2 separate regions of the Homo sapiens genome follow, and region 2 is linked to region 1. A link is a loop called in an ENCODE intact Hi-C map of the cell type or tissue named here. Cell type or tissue: K562. All regions are shown on one strand. Links, peaks and the distances in the headings refer to the core of each region. The heading gives the core; the rest is flanking DNA. Region 1 has its middle 26 kb from the start of LINC02489. Region 2 holds the start of MDK (midkine).

Region 1 (8,925 bases), core at 212-8,211:
TACGCAGGACACGATTCCATGTTTTGCACACAGCCAGGCATAGAACAAACACTGAGGAGCAGTGCCTGGTGTTTGTGTAGCCCCAGTGACCTCTCCTGCCCCAGCCCCAGCTCAGGATCCAGTCTTTACTCTGATGTGGCAGGAGAGATGTAAAACCTCCCTCCCCTTCTTGGGTGCCCCTGCTCTCCAAAGGTCCTCTGGGACTGCCCAGGCTATTACTATTGTTAACAATAACAATGACTGCTGCTCCCATTTATTGATCACTGGCTCTGTGTCAGGCATTGTGCCAAGTTTTCTCTTCTTTCATCGTCATGGCAATAGAGGAGGTACTATTAGTTTCTGTGTAATCCAGGTAAGGACACTGAGGTACAGCGAGGTTAAGTGACTTGCTGGTGTCACACAGGTAGGGAGTGGCCCAGCTGGGAGTCTTTCGAGGCTGGGAGAACATGAGTGACAGAATGAAGAGATTCTACAGACTCAGCTGCAACAATTGCCAGGGCTCCTGGTCTGGGATCCAGTGGGGTTCTGCTGGGAGGCTGCTGAATTCTGTTCATGGTCACTGAAAGGGCACCCTGGTGGCCTGGCGGCAGGACTGGGCTTCTGCCTACACTCAAGCCCAGGTGCTTCCTGCCACTCTGCCCAGTGAGACTGCCTTGATCCACAGCTGCGGTAGGAGACGAGGACCGTGACTGTCTCCTTCCAGTCTGGGGTACCAGGCAGGGCCCAGACAGGAGACCAGGACCCAGGTTCAGCAGGGGAAATGGTTGGAAATGTTGAAAAGGCATCTGGGGGTGGGGAGGCCAACCAGAGAGGAGCAGCAGCAGGAAACTGTCACCCCTCCGCCCCCCTACCAGTGGGGTTGCTCCCAGGGCTGGAGAAACAAAGGGAGGGAGCCCAGAACCTGGACTGCCCAAGGGAGCTGGAGCCATGAAGCAGATGGACTCACAGCCAGAGCTGCCACCCAGATCTGGAGATCAGGAGGAATACCCAGACTTCTCTTCTTCCTCTGCCCTCCATCTTCCTCCAGAAACTTTCATTGGGTAAAACTAATCAGAAGCCAGTTGGCAAGAGGGTCTGGAGCATGTGATTTGCCCTCCAAGATACTGAGCAGAACACAGGCAAGGAACAGATGTGACAACAAACCAAACAAATGACCAGGACACAGACCTCTCCAGGGCTGCCTCCTGCTCCTGTGGCCACCCCTCACCTGCTTCAGGGGTCCTGCTGAGTAGGGGACAGTGGACTCTCGATGCTGGTGATCACACTCCCTCCTGGAGTCCACCTGGGGCTGTGTCTCTTCTCCTAAACCCCCACTTGTTGGTGTCAGGAGACCCTAAGCGACAGAGCTGGCCTCTCCCTTCACATACTTGACCTGGATTGCCTGGTGGTCTTCACTGCCCTGCACTTCACTTCAGTGACTGTGTTTCTCTCTTGTCCTAGCCTTCTCTCCATCAGTACTGACCTTACGGGGCTGGGGCCTCACCATGCCCTTCCCCTATGCCTGCTTAAGTTATAAGACCACAGATGATGCCGCCAAATTCCAAAGGTTTCCCACCAAGCACTCTAGTTAAGAGTCCAGGCTGGGGGGACTCTCAGACCTGAGGTCAAAGCCAGCTCTGTCACCTACCAACCTTGAACAAGTGATTTTACCTCTCTAAGCCTGAATTTGCTCATCTAAAAAAAGGGGAATAGCAGGAAGAATAGCAATAATACATACTTGCAGGGCAGAGGAAAGAGAAAGGCTTACAGCTTATCTGTGAGGTAGTCGTTGCAGGTACAAGAAGAAAAATAGCAACTGAGCATTCATTCCACAAATATTGATTGACACTTTCTGTGCATTGGGGTCTGTCTAGGAACAGCAGGGATAGGAAGAGGAGTGAAATATTGTAAGGTAAGACATGAGGAAACCAACTCGAGCTGGCCTCAATGGAAGGATATTTGTTGGCTCACTTAGTTGGAGGTTGGGGGTCCAGAGGTAGGGTGATGTTATGAACTGAATTATGTCTCCTCCACACTTGTATGTTGAAGCCAACAAATGTCTTTCTGTGACTACATTTGGAGATAGGCCCTTTATGGCAGTTGTTAACGTTAGATGAGTCATAAGGGTAAGGTCCTAATCCAATAGGACTGGTGTTCTTATAAGAAGACAGAGAGCTCTCTGGTATCTCTCCCTCTTCTTAAAAGGATAACAGTCCTATCTGGAAGAGATGCCAGAGAGCTCTCTCTTTCTCCACACATACACAGAGAAGAGGCCATGTGAGGTCCCAATGAGAAGGCAGCCATCTGCAAGCCAGGAAGAGAGGCCTCACCAGAAACCAACTTTGATGGCGCCTTGATCTTGGACTTTTAGCTTCCAGAACTGTGAGAAAATAAATCTCTGTTGTTGAATCCACTCAGTTTATGGTATTTTGTTATGGCAGCCCAAGCTGACTAACACTGTAGGCTTCCAAGTTGATGAGTCCAGAAACTGATTCCATTTCCCTGCAATGCTCTTAACTTTGCCCTCCTCTGTGTGTGGTGCCATCCTTAGGCTGGTAGCAAGAGGACTGCCCTAGTTCCAGGCTCTGCAATGTCTAGCGGAAGATAAAGAGAGAAGGTTGTCCATGAAGCTGCCTGATAAAAACAAGCATGCTCTTTCCTAGAAACCCAAATCAAACCTTCCTGGCATCTATTGGCCCTAACTAGGACACATACCTATTTTGGAACCAATTCCCAAGATTTGGGAAAGCCAGGCACGTGTATTTTGTACAGCATAGGAAAAGCTGTAACACAGAGACCCCACATACGAGTGTAAGCAAAATAGAACGTATGTCTCTTTCATATGAGAGTTCAGAAAAAAAAAAAAAAAGCAGTTGAAGACTGATAGGAGGGCTTGGCCATCATTCAAATGTGGTTTCCCTCTCTAGGTCCAAAGAGACAGCTTCAAATTTCTATCATCTCCCAGGGAGGGAGAAGGGCAGAAGGGTCAGGGAAGCACATGCACAGTGCTTTTGAGAGCCCAGCTTAAAAGTGGTCCGATTATGTCTGCTCACTGTTCACTGGGGGAGCACGTAGACTCCTGGCCACATTGAACAGCAAGGGAGGTTGGGAAATGTAGTCTTTAACGAGGCAGCCATCTGCTCGCCAAAAATCAGGAGTTCTGTTATTTAAAAAGGGGATGGTGCATATGAGTAAACCAGAAAGGTCTCTGCTGCACTCAGATTAGTTAGGGCCAGGTTCCTGAATCAATTATTGGGAAGGGTCAGTTTCCACAGAGCCCCATGGGCTTGCTTCTTCAGTCTCTATACTTTGGGTCTGTCACAGCAGCTTAGCTCATACTCTAAATACTGCACTGCGCCTTGCGTCACCTTGGCTTCTCTTAGGAAGCTGGAAGGGGGAGAATGGATGTTGGGTAGCCAGCCAGCAGTGTCCACTACATTATCTGCCCTTGAGGTCCTGAGATGCTGAGGGAAGAGATGGGTTTAAATAGATAACTATGGTCAACATGACAACTGGTAAACTCACAACAATATATAAAGCCCAGTGAAAACAGAGGGAAGAATTAAGAGGAGGCTTCTTAGAAGGAATGGAAGAGAATCATGAGTTCATTTTGGCTGGGTTTTAAAATAGGTATGGGAATTTCCCAATGGTTTTGGTTGAGGAAGGGCATTTCAGACAAAGAGAATGGCAAAAGTATGGAGGCCTATGGGGTGTGGCTCGTGATCTCAGAGTGGAGAACTGGGGGTACGTTGGGATCAGGTAAAGAAGGGCATCTGAAGGCCATGAGAAGGAAGCAGCCTGTCCCACAGGCCTCTGGAAGCCATGGAGGGGTTTTAGGCCTGGGAAGACATGATCAGATCTGTGTCTTTCTCTGAGGGAGGGACTGGAGGATGACTCGTTAGGAAGCTATTTCACAAATTCGGCTGAGTAATAAAGAGCCCGCATCAGATCAGGGCTTTGGTGGTGGGAAAGGAGACAAGGAGACAAGGAGACAGTTTGCAGAGAGATTTTGGTGGGAGAATGACAGAACTTGGTAACTGGGTGACTAAGGGGGGTTGACTGAGAATGGAGGGGGTGGTGGTTTAAATATGGTTAAATATGATCCTGAGTGTACATGCCTGCGCTACAAACCTAGAGAAGGAGTACAGGAAATGCAAGTTTTGGGGGTGAGAGGAGAAAACGCCTTCCCACTGTCCTGAGCTTGGTCCAAGACAGACTTCTTTGGGTTTCTGAAATGTTTAACAGTCTCTTGGTCGGGCGCGGTGGCTCACGCCTGCAATCCCAGCACTTTGGGAGGCCGAGGTGGGCGGATCACCTGAGCTCGGGAGTTCGAGACCAGCCTGACCAACATGGAGAAACCCTGTCTCTACTAAAAATACAAAATTAGCCCGGTGTGGGGGCGCATGCCTGTAATCCCAGCTGCTTGGGAGGCTGAGGCGGGAGAATCGCTTGAATCTGGGAGCAGAGGTTGCGGTGAGCCAAGATCACACCACTGCACTTCAGTCTGGGCAACAAGAGCAAAACTCCGTCAAAACAAAACAAAAACAAAACAACCAAAAAAAAAAAGTCTCTCTTAACTCAAGGCATCTGAACACTCAGTCCCTCCTCTACAGAATACACCCTTACCCCCAAATCTCCAACTGGCTAATTCCTTATTTCCTCTAAGAGCCTTTCTTGATCCCCTCACCAAAGTCAGAAACCCTCTCCTGTGGTCTCATGGCATCCCATTTTTTTCTTTCCCCACCTCTCACTGGTGGTTACTGAATGCCCGTCTTTCTCCAATACACCTGTAATTTCCATGAGGCAGGAACCATGTCTGTATTTTCCACTGCTTCATTGTCAACAATGAAGTATAGTGCCTGGCACATGGTAGGCACTCATGCTGAGTTTGAGGAATCTAACAGTGGCCATTGGAAATACGAGTTGGCTAATCATTTGGATCTAGGCCCATTTGGATAGAATGCAAGGTAATGGCGCCACCATGGGGACAGGTGATGTGACTCTCGTGTAGGCCTGGATGTTGTGGTTTTTCAACAAGGGCTGATTTTTGCCTTCCCAGGGACATTTCTGATTGTCACAACTGGACGTGAATGTAAACATGTATGCTATTAGCATCGAGAGGGTAGAGGCCAGGGATATTGATAAACATGCTATAATACCCAGGACAGCTCCCCACAACAAAGAATCATCCAGCCTAGACTGTCAATAGTGCCAAAGTGGAGAAACGCTGCAGAGATGGGCGAGCCAACTGGCACGGCTGAGTTCCAATTTGGCCTACTGGCTCCTATGGCCCAACCAAGTAAGAGCAAGAGAAGCTTAGCGGCTGTCACAAGAAATATGGACTTGTGATGTGCAGCCAGGAACCATCTTGGATCAGGCCTCAGTCAGAGGCCCCAACACCTTGGGCAGTTTCCCCTTAACTGAACTCCCAGCCGTAAGCCCAGCCGGCCCAGCCTGGCACTCGTCTCTCTGACTCATTCTGTTGGGTTTCTCTCGCTCTTTGGTGGAAGGGCACCACACTCTCTTCCCGCCCCATCTGCCTCGCTGATTATTTTCAGCTTGGCTTGCAGAGGTCCAACACTGCAATTACTCCCCAACCTCAATGGCTCCTTCTGAAAATAACATTTGGGTCGAAGAAAACCTCAGTCTGGTGGGCTGGATTTTATACTAAACAGTTAAAGAATGGGTGTGGGCAAGGGGGTGGGGGTGGGGACAAGGGAGTGGCACGATGGTACAATTAAGAGAAGAATCTGGAAGAAGGGGAAAGGAAAGGAAATGGAGAGAGGGAAGAGGTGGTGGTGGTAAGGGCTGTTGCAGAAAGAAAATAGATGGGCAGGGGTCATCAATTTTCTAAAAGTCTTACACCAAGTCTTTATTTCTGCCTCTAATTGAAGGTTTTGTTTGCTGTAATAACCCATCCCCACCCCCAATCTTTGAGGCCTGGGAAATTCATGTCTGCCTGGGGCCAGAAGAATTAGTCTATGGGCATACCAATCTTTATCCAAGTTAGTGACCAGATTTTCCAACCCCAAAATAGAAGACACATGGTCTGACATAGGCTTTTTGTTCTCTTTCCAGATGAGAATGGCAGTCTGGGAAATGTAGTTTTAATGTGGATAAGGGGAATTTCTAAGTGTTTCCATGGTCAATGGAGGACAGTAGATAGGATGTTCAAAATAGGGATTGTCACGGACATCAGAGATTTATGGGTTACTTTAGAGAAGAAAATGATATTATTCTAAGTGAAGTAACTCAGGAATGGAAAACCAAACATTGTATGTTCTCACTCATAAGTGGGAGTTAAGCTATGAGGATGCAAAGGCATAAGAATGACACAATGGACTTTGGGGACTCAGGGGAAAGGGTGGGAAGGGGGTGAGGGATAAAAGACTACAAATTGAGTGCAGTGTGTACTGCTTGGCTGATGGGTGCAACAGAATCTCACAGATCACCACTAAAGAACTTACTGATGTAACCAAACACCACCTGTTCCCCAATAACCTACAGAAATAAAACAATAATAAAAAATAAAAAAAGAAGAAAATGAAACATGGGAAATGAGAAACTTTGTCCCATCCAGGTAAAGGGGAGGAGGGGGATCTAGGGAGTGTGGAAAGAAATGCCTGGAAGCACCCTTTGGATTCCAAAGGTGCTTTTAAAAAAAAGGTGCTTTAAAAAATTTTTTTAAAAAATTTAAAGGCTGATTGACCTACCTTCTATGACTGTCGTGAGAATGAACTGAAGTTTGCAAAACGTAGGCCCTTGCACTTAGCACTAAGTAACCAGTAGTTCATGAGTGCTGAGAGAGATTCTTGAATGCAGTTCCTTAACGCTTGTTGGCATTTCTGCCTGTTCTGTGTCACTAACTCAACTTGCCCTGTGGAGACCTCTCAGGGTCAGCCCATTGACCTCTTTGGGTAGTGATGCCAGTGCTGCCCACTGTTACAGAATGTGCCCTCGGAAGGAGTCCTTAGAAGGCTAGAGGGTCCTTCAGCCTTCCATGTGGATGGCTCCATCAATCTGGAGGGGAAAGAAAAGGCCTTCCTCTATTCAGGGCCCACTTTGTTCATTCATTCAATACTATTTTAACGGGTGGCCACCATGTGCCAGGCACTGGGCTGGGTACTGGAGATACAGCACTGACCAAGGCAAGACTCTGTGCTCAAGGAGCTTCTGGTCTAGTGAGGGAAGCAAGTATTTACAGTACGGTGCTATTCAGTGCTAACATCCCGGTAAGTATCAAGTGCCAGGAGAGCACATGGGAGGGGCCCAAACCGAGCCTTAGAAGGAAGAAGAGAACTCTAAACTGGGACAGATGTCCTGAGTTGGTTGGATCAAGGGTGTATGAAGAAATTGATTCTGGGCTGGGCATGGTAGCTCACACCTGTAATCCCAGCACTTTGGGAGGCCAAGGCGGGTGGATCACGAGGTCAGGAGATCGAGGCCATCCTGGCTAACATGGTGAAACCCTGTCTCTACTAAAAATACAAAAAATTAGCCAGGCGTGGTGGTGGGTGCCTGTAGTCCCAGCTACTTGGGAGGCTGAGGCAGAAGAATGGCATGAACCCGGGAGGTGGAGCTTGCAGTGAGCCGAGATCGTGCCACTGCATTCCAGCCTGGGTGACAGAGCGAGACTCCATCTCAAAAATAAATAAATAAATAAATAAATAAATAAATAAATAAATAAATAAATAATGATTCTGCTTATTTTACAGATGAAGAAACTAAAAGCTTCAGATCATAAAATTAGTAACAGCAAAACCAGTACCTGAACCCTGGCTGACTGGATTCTCATGCTCCCCTATGCCAGTACCCTGTGTGCCCATCTCCCAGGTAGCCTTCATCCAGGCCCTGACATTTGATCTTGGCCTTGAAAGAGGGGTAAGATTTGGAGAAACTGTGGGTCCTCCTTGGATAGGGCAGCCATGTAGGCTCTGGAGACAGGCTAGTGGAGTTTGCATCCTGGCTCTGTGATCTTAGGCAAGTTACTTAACCTCTCTGTGCCTCATTTTTCTCCTTTAAAATGTAAACAACATCCACCTTCTGTGGTGTCATAAGGAGTAAGAACATGTAAAGTGCTTAGAATAATGCCTGAGACATTGACAATCACTCAATATGTTAGGTAGTATTACCTCCAGAGTTTTTGTTTGTTTTTGAGACAGGGTCTCACTGTCACCCAGGCTGGAGTGCAGTGGCACCATCATAACTCACTGCAGCCTCAACCTCCCGGGCTCAAGCAATCCTCCCACCTCGCCTCCCCGGTAGTTGGGACTACAGGCACGCGCCACTATGCCCAGCTAATTTTTGTGTTTTTAGTAGAGATGGGTTTTACCATGTTGCCCAGGCTGGCTGACCTCCCAAAGTGCTGGGATTACAAACATGAGCCATTGTGTCCAGCAATTACCAGAGTTTTTCACCAAATGTGGTAGACGAGACAATTTAGCATATATATATATATATATATATATATGGCTGGTCAAGTGAAGCAGTGTGAGTGGAGAAGAAAAGAAAAAAGAAAAGAAAGAAATCTGTAACTGAATGTGATCAGTTAGTTGCAAACACCACTGCACTCGGACCAGCCCATATATATATTTTTTATTTTAATAGTTTTGAATTTATTTTCAGCCTGTAGCTTTGCTAATGTTATTGCTTAGGGCAAAGCTATCTAAAAAAGGGAAACGGTTTAAAGTTAAAGAAAAAGTTAATAAAATAAAAGTCTATTAAAATATATAATAGTGGTGGAATGTGGACATGGAAGCAAACCGTGAAGGCAATATCCGAACAGCTGAAAATTTTGGAAAATAATCGGTGACGTCTCCTGCTCATAAAACCTAAAACAGATGAGCGAGGCAGAGGAGATACTGACAAAGGAGGTATCAAAATCTTGCCTCCTTTCCGCCCCGTAGCCACAATGCCTCCCTTCTTAAGAAAGTGTGTGGTGTGAGG
Region 2 (8,925 bases), core at 429-8,428, 130 kb before region 1:
CCACTCTCCTCCTCCTCTTGCTTCCCTGAGCTCCCCCAGCACTGGCCTCTGTCCAGGCCTTGCGCTGCCTCCAGGCCTTTGCTGTGGCTACTGCCCCTGGCAGGGCCACTCTCCACAGCTCCTCCTGTGGCTGGCTCCTCATCACCCAGATGACCTGGTGGGTGAGGCCACCTAGCAAGGAGTCATGCCTGTCCTGCCTTCTGACTCACTCTCTCATCACCCTGCCTTTTTTTTCTTTTGTGGCTCACGTGTTTGCATGTCTCCCCCCATGAGGCAGGGGGCCATGTGTGTCTTATTCACTTCTGTAGCCACAGCACCCTGAGCAATGCTTGCCACATAGTAGGTGCTCAATTAATGTTGAATGAATGGGCAAATGCGGGATGGCGGGACAGAGTTCTCTCAAGGCATTCTGCCAGAGAATGTCCCTCTGTCACCTTGAATCCAGTGTACCTCCAGATGACTCCCCCATTCCCTCCTGTAGTTCATGCTTTTCTCTCCCCTTCCTCCCCAGACACGGCCTACCCACCCCTGGCAACCAACATGGCCAACTTCACACCTGTCAATGGCAGCTCGGGCAATCAGTCCGTGCGCCTGGTCACGTCATCATCCCACAATCGCTATGAGACGGTGGAAATGGTCTTCATTGCCACAGTGACAGGCTCCCTGAGCCTGGTGACTGTCGTGGGCAACATCCTGGTGATGCTGTCCATCAAGGTCAACAGGCAGCTGCAGACAGTCAACAACTACTTCCTCTTCAGCCTGGCGTGTGCTGATCTCATCATAGGCGCCTTCTCCATGAACCTCTACACCGTGTACATCATCAAGGGCTACTGGCCCCTGGGCGCCGTGGTCTGCGACCTGTGGCTGGCCCTGGACTACGTGGTGAGCAACGCCTCCGTCATGAACCTTCTCATCATCAGCTTTGACCGCTACTTCTGCGTCACCAAGCCTCTCACCTACCCTGCCCGGCGCACCACCAAGATGGCAGGCCTCATGATTGCTGCTGCCTGGGTACTGTCCTTCGTGCTCTGGGCGCCTGCCATCTTGTTCTGGCAGTTTGTGGTGGGTAAGCGGACGGTGCCCGACAACCAGTGCTTCATCCAGTTCCTGTCCAACCCAGCAGTGACCTTTGGCACAGCCATTGCTGCCTTCTACCTGCCTGTGGTCATCATGACGGTGCTGTACATCCACATCTCCCTGGCCAGTCGCAGCCGAGTCCACAAGCACCGGCCCGAGGGCCCGAAGGAGAAGAAAGCCAAGACGCTGGCCTTCCTCAAGAGCCCACTAATGAAGCAGAGCGTCAAGAAGCCCCCGCCCGGGGAGGCCGCCCGGGAGGAGCTGCGCAATGGCAAGCTGGAGGAGGCCCCCCCGCCAGCGCTGCCACCGCCACCGCGCCCCGTGGCTGATAAGGACACTTCCAATGAGTCCAGCTCAGGCAGTGCCACCCAGAACACCAAGGAACGCCCAGCCACAGAGCTGTCCACCACAGAGGCCACCACGCCCGCCATGCCCGCCCCTCCCCTGCAGCCGCGGGCCCTCAACCCAGCCTCCAGATGGTCCAAGATCCAGATTGTGACGAAGCAGACAGGCAATGAGTGTGTGACAGCCATTGAGATTGTGCCTGCCACGCCGGCTGGCATGCGCCCTGCGGCCAACGTGGCCCGCAAGTTCGCCAGCATCGCTCGCAACCAGGTGCGCAAGAAGCGGCAGATGGCGGCCCGGGAGCGCAAAGTGACACGAACGATCTTTGCCATTCTGCTAGCCTTCATCCTCACCTGGACGCCCTACAACGTCATGGTCCTGGTGAACACCTTCTGCCAGAGCTGCATCCCTGACACGGTGTGGTCCATTGGCTACTGGCTCTGCTACGTCAACAGCACCATCAACCCTGCCTGCTATGCTCTGTGCAACGCCACCTTTAAAAAGACCTTCCGGCACCTGCTGCTGTGCCAGTATCGGAACATCGGCACTGCCAGGTAGGCAGGCAGGAGTGCCCTAGGAGGTGCTGGTGTTGCGTGCGTGTGCTGGGGGGACCACACGGCTCACTTGCTGTGGGGAAGAGTTGCAGGCACCATTCTGCGTTCACGTTTGCTGAGGAGGAAGTTCAGAAGAGGCTCTGTGGCTGCATTCAGAGACCAGATCTCTGCTCAGGCTGAGGAGGCTCACCCCAGGGAGTGTCTGAACTGGGGCTGCCTGGCCCACCTCTGTGGCCCTGCTTCAGCGAGCTGCGGGGCACTGGCCTGGGTGGGCACCTGCCCCACTGTGACCAACCATCAGCAGTGCTGGAAGAATGGACATCTGGATGGGGGCCGAAGCCCAGGGCCCCCTCAGGAAGAACAAAGGGGCCAGTGCTTGGAAAAGGAGGCTTGGGAAGGGAGTAGAAGGGTGGGGTCCCCCATTCTGCTGTAATCGGTGCTTTCTGCCCCCTTGCACCCCGCATGTAGGCTCAGCCCCCTCTCCCCAAATCCCACTCCAGGGGCAGAAATCTCCTCTGGCTGCAGCTACTTAGCCAGGTTCTGGGTGGGTATGATGGAGGCCAGGTCCCCCCCGCCCCAGCAGCACTGCCCTTGTCACATTAAGATGGGGCAGCTGGGAGGTCAGAGGTTCTGTCTCAGGAACTGAGGTCTGGCCTTCTGCGATCCCAGGCTGAGCCGTGAGTGGTCCACGTATTCAGAAGACAGCCCCCTGCAGCCCCGGCCTTAGAAGGCTGTCCCAGGTCACACATCGAGTCAGGGTGAGGCTGTGGTGGATGGCATTCCCATCTGCCCTCTTCAAACCTCTCACCCCCTGGCTTCTGCAGGGTGGAGGCCTGGGTCACACAGGCAAGAGGAAAGGGGTCAACCTGGTGGCTCACTCGGGTTTCCATGACAGTGGGAAGGGGGGAGGTGGGCAGTGAGGTAGGCACGCAGCCCTCGCATCTGCTCTCCCCCATGGGTAGAACCTTCCTGATTGGCTGTGGGTTGTATCAAAAGACCTTTGACTGGGTGAGGCTGAGATGGGTGTGGTGGTTCCAGTGAGTCAGCCAGGTTCCCTTCCCCAGCCCTGGTCCCTGAGGGAGATGAGGACCGAAAGGCTTAGGTGACTTGATGGGGAGCACCCTTTCAGGGGCCCTGGAAGAAATGTTTGTAATTGTTCTGCTTTTTCCATGAGCTCTGGAGAGCACCCACCACCAAGCCCCCTGAAACCCACCAGTCCCTACAGCCTGGTCTTTCTCCCCACCTTCCCACTCCCAAACACATTTCCACAGCAAACTCCTTGGGAAGGGGCTTTTATATATTAAAAAAGAAGAGCTTTTATTGGGGGGAAAAAGTCAGTTTATTTGATGTGTTTCTTAGTAATGGAATTGTGGGGAAGAACAAAAGCGGGCTCTGGGACTCACATTGCTTTGGGGGAGGCTCAAGCTTCCCAGAATCCCTTGTCCCTCCCCACTTTGGGCACTTAGGGGTGGGGCTGGGGAGTGAGAGGGACAAGGCAGGGCATGATTGATTAAAGCTAACGAGCAGACAGAAGGCACTGGTGGGTCACATCTCGGGCCTGGGAGAGGGAGGGCGTGGGCCAGGCCCCATGTGACACCAGGGGCTCCTTGGCATCCAGGCTTGGCGTCTAGTCCTTTCCCTTCCCTTTCTTGGCTGTAAAACAAGAAAGAAATATTAATACCATATCAGCAGTTAGGCTGACCCATTGCAGACCGCCGGCTCCACAAACACCCGGGCATCAGGGAAGGAGAAGATTCTGCCCCCTAGTGGTTTCCAATCAGCTGACTCGGAAGCAGGGGATGGGGCAGCCATTGTGATGTGGACATGGGACATCCCCAGCTTCCTATTTCCACTTGGGATCAGAAAACCTTCAAGTTTCCAGTCCTAGTCCTGGTCACAGCAGCCCTGGGCATCCTCAGCCTCCTCACCTGAGAAGCGGGCAGATTCACCCCTGCCCTGCTGGCCTCGCTGGGCTGAGTCACGAGTGAGCTGAGAGGCCCAGGGTGGGCCTTGACCTCCTCCCAACACTAGAAAGGGCAGAGCTGACCAAATGCTGCCCGTGGCTGGAGAGCTGACAAAGGCAAGCCGTTCCAGGACACTCTCCCTGGGTCCTAAGCCAGATGCTCCAATGGAGTAGTTTGAGTTGGTCCCTATTTGGGCCAGGGAGGATTTATGTCCCCAGCATCACCTGCGGCCTCTCTTGTAGTGCCCATCTTCAGACTTTTCCAGGCAGGGAAGCCAAGTGAGGCGATGTCAGGAAGCCACTGGCCAGGACTCAAAACTTAAGGTTTAACTTGGAATTGTCCCCTCACAGGCGGGGGGGGGGGGGGGCAGCCCCCCGCGACAGCCCCACCCCCTTCTCCTTTCGCTGACCTTTGGCCTTTGCTTTGGTCTTGGGGGTGCAGGGCTTGGTGACGCGGATGGTCTCCTGGCACTGAGCATTGTAGCGCGCCTTCTTCAGGGTGCCTTGGCGGACTTTGGTGCCTGTGCCCCCATCACACGCACCCCAGTTCTCAAACTTGTACTTGCAGTCGGCTGGCGAGAGAGCGGCCCAGGTCAGCGCTGCGCGGCCCGCGGCCCCGCCCTCCGCCAAGGGTCCGCCCAGGCTTCGGCGAGGCTGTGCCCCCCGTCTCCTGCCCTCTGACTGCGCCCCGCCTCACCTCCAAACTCCTTCTTCCAGTTGCAGGGCACCCTGCACCGGATGCGCTGGGTCTGGGCCCCGCAGGTGCCCTCGCGGAAACCCACGCCGCAATCCTTGCTGCTGGGGGTGCAGGGCCCCCAGGCCCACTCAGCGCACTCGCTCCCCGGGCCGCCCTTCTTCACCTTATCTACAACGCGCGAGGAACAGAGTTCAGGACTGGGGCACGGGGAGACTCCCTCGGGAGCCGCCTTCCTGGGGTTCCAGGCTAGGAACCCAGGCGGCCCAGCCCAGAAGTGGAGGGGCCTCGCCTGCCCGTCCCCAGCCCTCCTTCGATCATCCCCCATCACCTTTCTTTTTGGCGACCGCGGAGGTGAGCGCCAGCAGGGCGAGGAGGGTGAGGAGGAGGAAGCCTCGGTGCTGCATCCTGAGGGGAGAGCCCGAGTCTGAATCCCTGGCCCGTCCCCTTCCCCACCGGGGGCCGCGTGCAGGGCCCTCCCACCTCCGCGTGCTCCACTTTCCAGGCCCCAAGTCGGGCTGCTAAGGTGGCGGCGGTGGGAAGACTTGGGGCGGCCCCTCGCCGCTAGCCCGGACGCACCGCTAAGAGGCGACTCCCCGGGGGACGCCTCGAGCCCAGGACGCAGCTCAGACCCCCACCCCCGCCTCCAGCCCCCAGCCCCTAGATCGGCCGCGGCCGGGCGGACCAGGGGCCGCCGCGCGCTCACTCGCTCGCTGCCCGCGCTGCTTCGCTCCCTCCCGCGCCGGGCCCGTCCCGCTCCGGCCGCCGCGGCCCCTTTTGTCTCCAGAACCGGTCTGAGCCGGTCACATGGGCCCCCGCCCCCTCTCCCCACCCCCCCAGGGAAGGACCCGCCCCGCCCCCTCCCCTCAAACCCGCACCGCCCCCGACCCCGGCGTCCCCGCCCCCGCTCCAGCCCGCGCCCCCCGCGCTTCTACTCCGGCGTCCGTGTTCCCGGCCCCGCGTCCTCGCGTCTCCCCGCCGGTGCCCTCTGCGCTGCGACGGCGGCCTCTCCCGGCCCCATCTTCCGAGCGGTGGTCTCCCGACCCCGGGCCCCGTCCCGCCCGCGCACACCGGCCCCCGGCCCACTCCCTGCGCCGCCGCCCGCTGCCCCCATCCCAGGTCGTCCCCTGCCGTACGCCAAGGCCCGGGCCGTTCTCAGGCCTCAGCTTCTCTTGCCTGCCGCGGAGCCCCGGCGCCTGTATAACCCGCGGGACCCGCTCCCCTCCACGGCCGGCTCAGCCCTGGCGCCCTGCTGGCTGCTGGGGAGGGGGCGCGGCCCACCTGGGGCGGTTTCCGCGGGTGGGCAGGGAAGCGCTCTGCTGTGCTGGGGGGAGTCTGGGACCCGGTCGCCCAGAGAAAGCCACGGGTGCGGTCGCCCAGTGCCTTTCCGGGAGCACAGGCTTGAGGGACTGCGAGTGGGGGTCCTGGGGGAGGAGCCCGCAGGCCTGGATTTGGTGAAACTTGGCGCTGACAGGAGCCGTCTGAGAAGTTCCAGATCCAGCCACATCGGCAGCTGCAAGTGCCCACCCCCTCTAACCCTGGGCCTGTGGCATTGCCTCGCCCGGTTCCCCCAAACCGGGAGAGCCCCCGAGGCCTGGGGGAGGGGCTTGCTCAAGGCCACAGGGCAAATGGGCCACAGAACCCGGGCTCGCCCCCGCCCCACCCCTCTTTCACTTTCATTGTTGTTCTCCGCGGGAAGCGGGAAGCCGGAGGGATCGGCCCCGCCCCCGGCCCCGACGAGCGCGGCCGCCGGGCAGAGGTCAGGAACCGGGCAGGCCCTGGGACCAACCACCAAACGGGAGCCGGGGCCCCAGGAAGGTGCTGTCGACAGCGTCCAGTCCCCCACCCCGAGGACAACCCCGCAGCCCCCGCTGCTTGTTAGACCTCCCCCGCAAAAGAAGAAAAGCAGAAAAGAAAAAAAAATCCACTTTACTGAGTCACACCCAGCTGTAAACATGTCACCGTGAGAGTCCCGCCCCCCACCCCCAGGCCGCACAGTCCGCGATGAAATGACAGGGGAGCGGGGAGGGTCGCCGGAGCGGGTGCCAAGCAAGGCAGGGCAGGCAAGTGCAGCAGGCGCTGAGTTTCCGGGAGGAAGCCCGGAGGAGGTGGGGTGGGGCAGGAGCGGGGGCTGGGGACCCGGCCGAAGACCAGGGGGCCCAGGAAGCCTCTTCCCGAAGGCCTCCCCCTCTCCAGCCCCTCCACTCCTGGGAGGGCATCTGCTGCGGCCAGGGAGCGCCCTGCCCCAGAACCCCGGCAAAGGCATATCCAACCCAGCCGTGTCTTGTTCCCTGTGAGCCTCCGGGTCCGGCGGGGTCCTCAGGGGAACAGGTGAGGCCCCCCCAGCTCCTGAGTCCAGCCCTAGGTCTGGGCGGCTCCTTAGGGGGCGGCATGGGGCTCTTTCCCTGGGGCCTAGGTCCCCCCGTGGCCGTCCCACTGGAATGTGGCAGTGAGGTGGGCAAGGAAGGCGCTCGTCCCCTGGCCGCATTGTCCCTCCTGCTGCCCGTGGGCGGCCCGCTACACAGCCGTCTCCTGGTCCTCCCGCTGGATCATCTGGTAGTGCTGCCGGTTCTCCAGGTAGGCGGCCAGCTCGGTGTCCTGAGCCTTCTCAGCCCGCTGCCGGGGAGTGTCGCCCTGGAGGAGGGCGGAGCTGCGATCAGCAGGGGCCAGAGGCAGGCCTAACCCCTAGCAGGCTGAGAGGCAGGGGCTCTACCTCCCTGTGGCCTGGTCAGGGAGGGAGGCCTCTCTGCCCACCAGCTCCTCCCCTGCTGGCTCAGGTTTCCCAGGGTCTGGACTGTGTCTTCCCAGGGACAGCCCCCAGCCCCAGCTCCCGCCTAGGACCTTGGGAAAGGTTTGGTTGGTGCCCTCGTGGGCTCCCTGCCTGCCGTCTGCTCACCTGCTGGTCTGTCTTCATGAGCGAGGCCCCGGCCTCCACGATGTAGTGGCAGATGGTGCGCTGGCCCAGGGCCGCTGCTTGGTGCAAACAGGTCTCCCCGCTGGGGGAGCAGGGGCTGGCTGTGTACCCCATCCCGTCCCCTGATCCACCCATCTGTCTCCCAAGGGCCATCAGAAAGGGCAGGAAGTTCAGGGCTCTGGGGCAATAGGGGTGGCCCAGGGGATGACAGATGTGACCAGGAAGTTTATGGGCTCTGACCTGACAAAATGGGAGGGGTGGGGAAAAGGGTGGTTTCCGGGGTGACCACGGTTCTGCACTGCCCAGATACTTACTTTTCCTCCACCGCATCAAGGATCTCTGGGGGGGCTGGAGAAGGGGAGGTGGTGGTCAGAGAGGCCTGGCAGCCCCTCCTCCTCCCACCTTGGCCCCAGGCCCTGGGCTCCACTGCCCGGCTCACCGTGGTCCAGCAGGTAGCGGACCACATCCTTGCTGCCAGTGCTGACTGCGTGGTGCAGGAGCGTGCGACTCTGCTCGTCTCGGTGCATGAGGTCGCCCCCAGCTCGGTGCAGCTCCTGGAGCTGAGGGCAGGAGGCATGGCAGGGCTGGACCTCCTGGGGCCACCCCTCCTTCCCTGAGCTCACACGCTGGCCCACAGCCGGGTACACCAGCACAGGCCTGAAACGAGTGCGCTCACACATCTTACTCCTGAGTTGCCTCTGTGGGTCTCTCTGGAGCACACCGGAGGAGGGGCCTCTCACCCCACAGCCTGTGGGCTCTCTGGCAGCACTGGTGACCAAGCCCTGGAGCAGTGCTTCCTCTGACCTGCTCCTTTCTAAGCACCAGGGACAGGTGGACTGAGCTAGGAAGCCCCTACTAGGAGCCATCTATTGTGGCCTAGACAGAGATACAGTGAAGTGGAATGGGACGATCACTGGAGATCCCACAGAGGGCCAGACGATGACAGATGACAGCACCTGAGCAGGTCAGCTCTTGGCCCAACCCAGAGGCCTCGCTCCCCAGGGCCCGAGGGAGCTGCTGGGGGAAGGAACTGGAGCCTGGAGCTAGTACCTTACAGAAGTCGTTCCTCTTGGCAGCCTCAATCAGCTCTTCACCTGCACGGAATACCTGCCTGTTACTCTGCAGTCGGAGGCCTGGGCTTGGGTTGGTGCCTCAGTGGACAGGACTGTGCCGGCCAGGCATGTGTGCCCAGGGCTCCGTTGGTGCGTGAAGCTCAAAGGCTGTGTTTGTGTAAGGCTGTGTCTGGGCCCTATCCCCACCCCACTGAGCCTCCTGCCCCCAACCAGGCAGAAAGGAGGGGCCCCAGAGGGAGAGGCCTCACCTTGAGGGGGTGCAGCATCCCCTTGCAGTGACCTGCAACAGAGCATGATGTGCTGTG

Evidence for each region. Hi-C counts contacts between places; a loop is a spot of excess contacts. Peaks named below come from ENCODE experiments on the same cell type or tissue, not always from the same donor. Only the 100,000 strongest peaks of a DNase experiment are listed, where the experiment ranks them.
Region 2: it touches region 1 in a loop (5-fold over the local background); 2 of 110 quality-filtered maps call a loop at or near these places.

What each region holds. Positions count from the first base shown.
Region 1 is chr11:46,243,794-46,252,718 of GRCh38, reverse strand. No RefSeq gene overlaps it. Among named protein-coding and RNA genes, the nearest start is that of LINC02489, 26 kb to the left of the region's middle. RefSeq lists cis regulatory regions at 4,775-5,119, 8,791-8,925 and an enhancer at 8,426-8,925. In K562, for the core only: a CTCF peak has its summit at 4,959; DNase peaks (open chromatin) are centred at 2,108, 2,958, 3,888 and 4,948; H3K4me3 peaks cover 525 bases.
Region 2 is chr11:46,378,173-46,387,097 of GRCh38, reverse strand. It overlaps DGKZ (diacylglycerol kinase zeta), which reads right to left. Exons shown (of 31, transcript NM_001199267.2): 26 at 8,869-8,900; 27 at 8,598-8,641; 28 at 7,987-8,107; 29 at 7,862-7,895; 30 at 7,530-7,629; 31 at 6,547-7,267. The coding sequence ends at 7,151. It overlaps MDK (midkine), which reads right to left and starts at 5,429. Exons shown (of 5, transcript NM_002391.6): 1 at 5,340-5,429; 2 at 4,965-5,041; 3 at 4,637-4,804; 4 at 4,350-4,511; 5 at 3,297-3,629. The coding sequence starts at 5,040. The coding sequence ends at 3,604. CHRM4 (cholinergic receptor muscarinic 4) reads left to right here. Exons shown (of 2, transcript NM_000741.5): 2 at 512-3,309. The coding sequence starts at 541. The coding sequence ends at 1,980. RefSeq lists silencers at 4,445-4,739, 4,715-4,764, 5,185-5,294, 5,725-5,924, 6,355-6,564 and an enhancer at 6,064-6,698. In K562, for the core only: a CTCF peak has its summit at 3,742 (motif pointing left); DNase peaks (open chromatin) are centred at 3,747, 5,477, 6,457, 7,297 and 4 weaker places; H3K4me3 peaks cover 2,520 bases.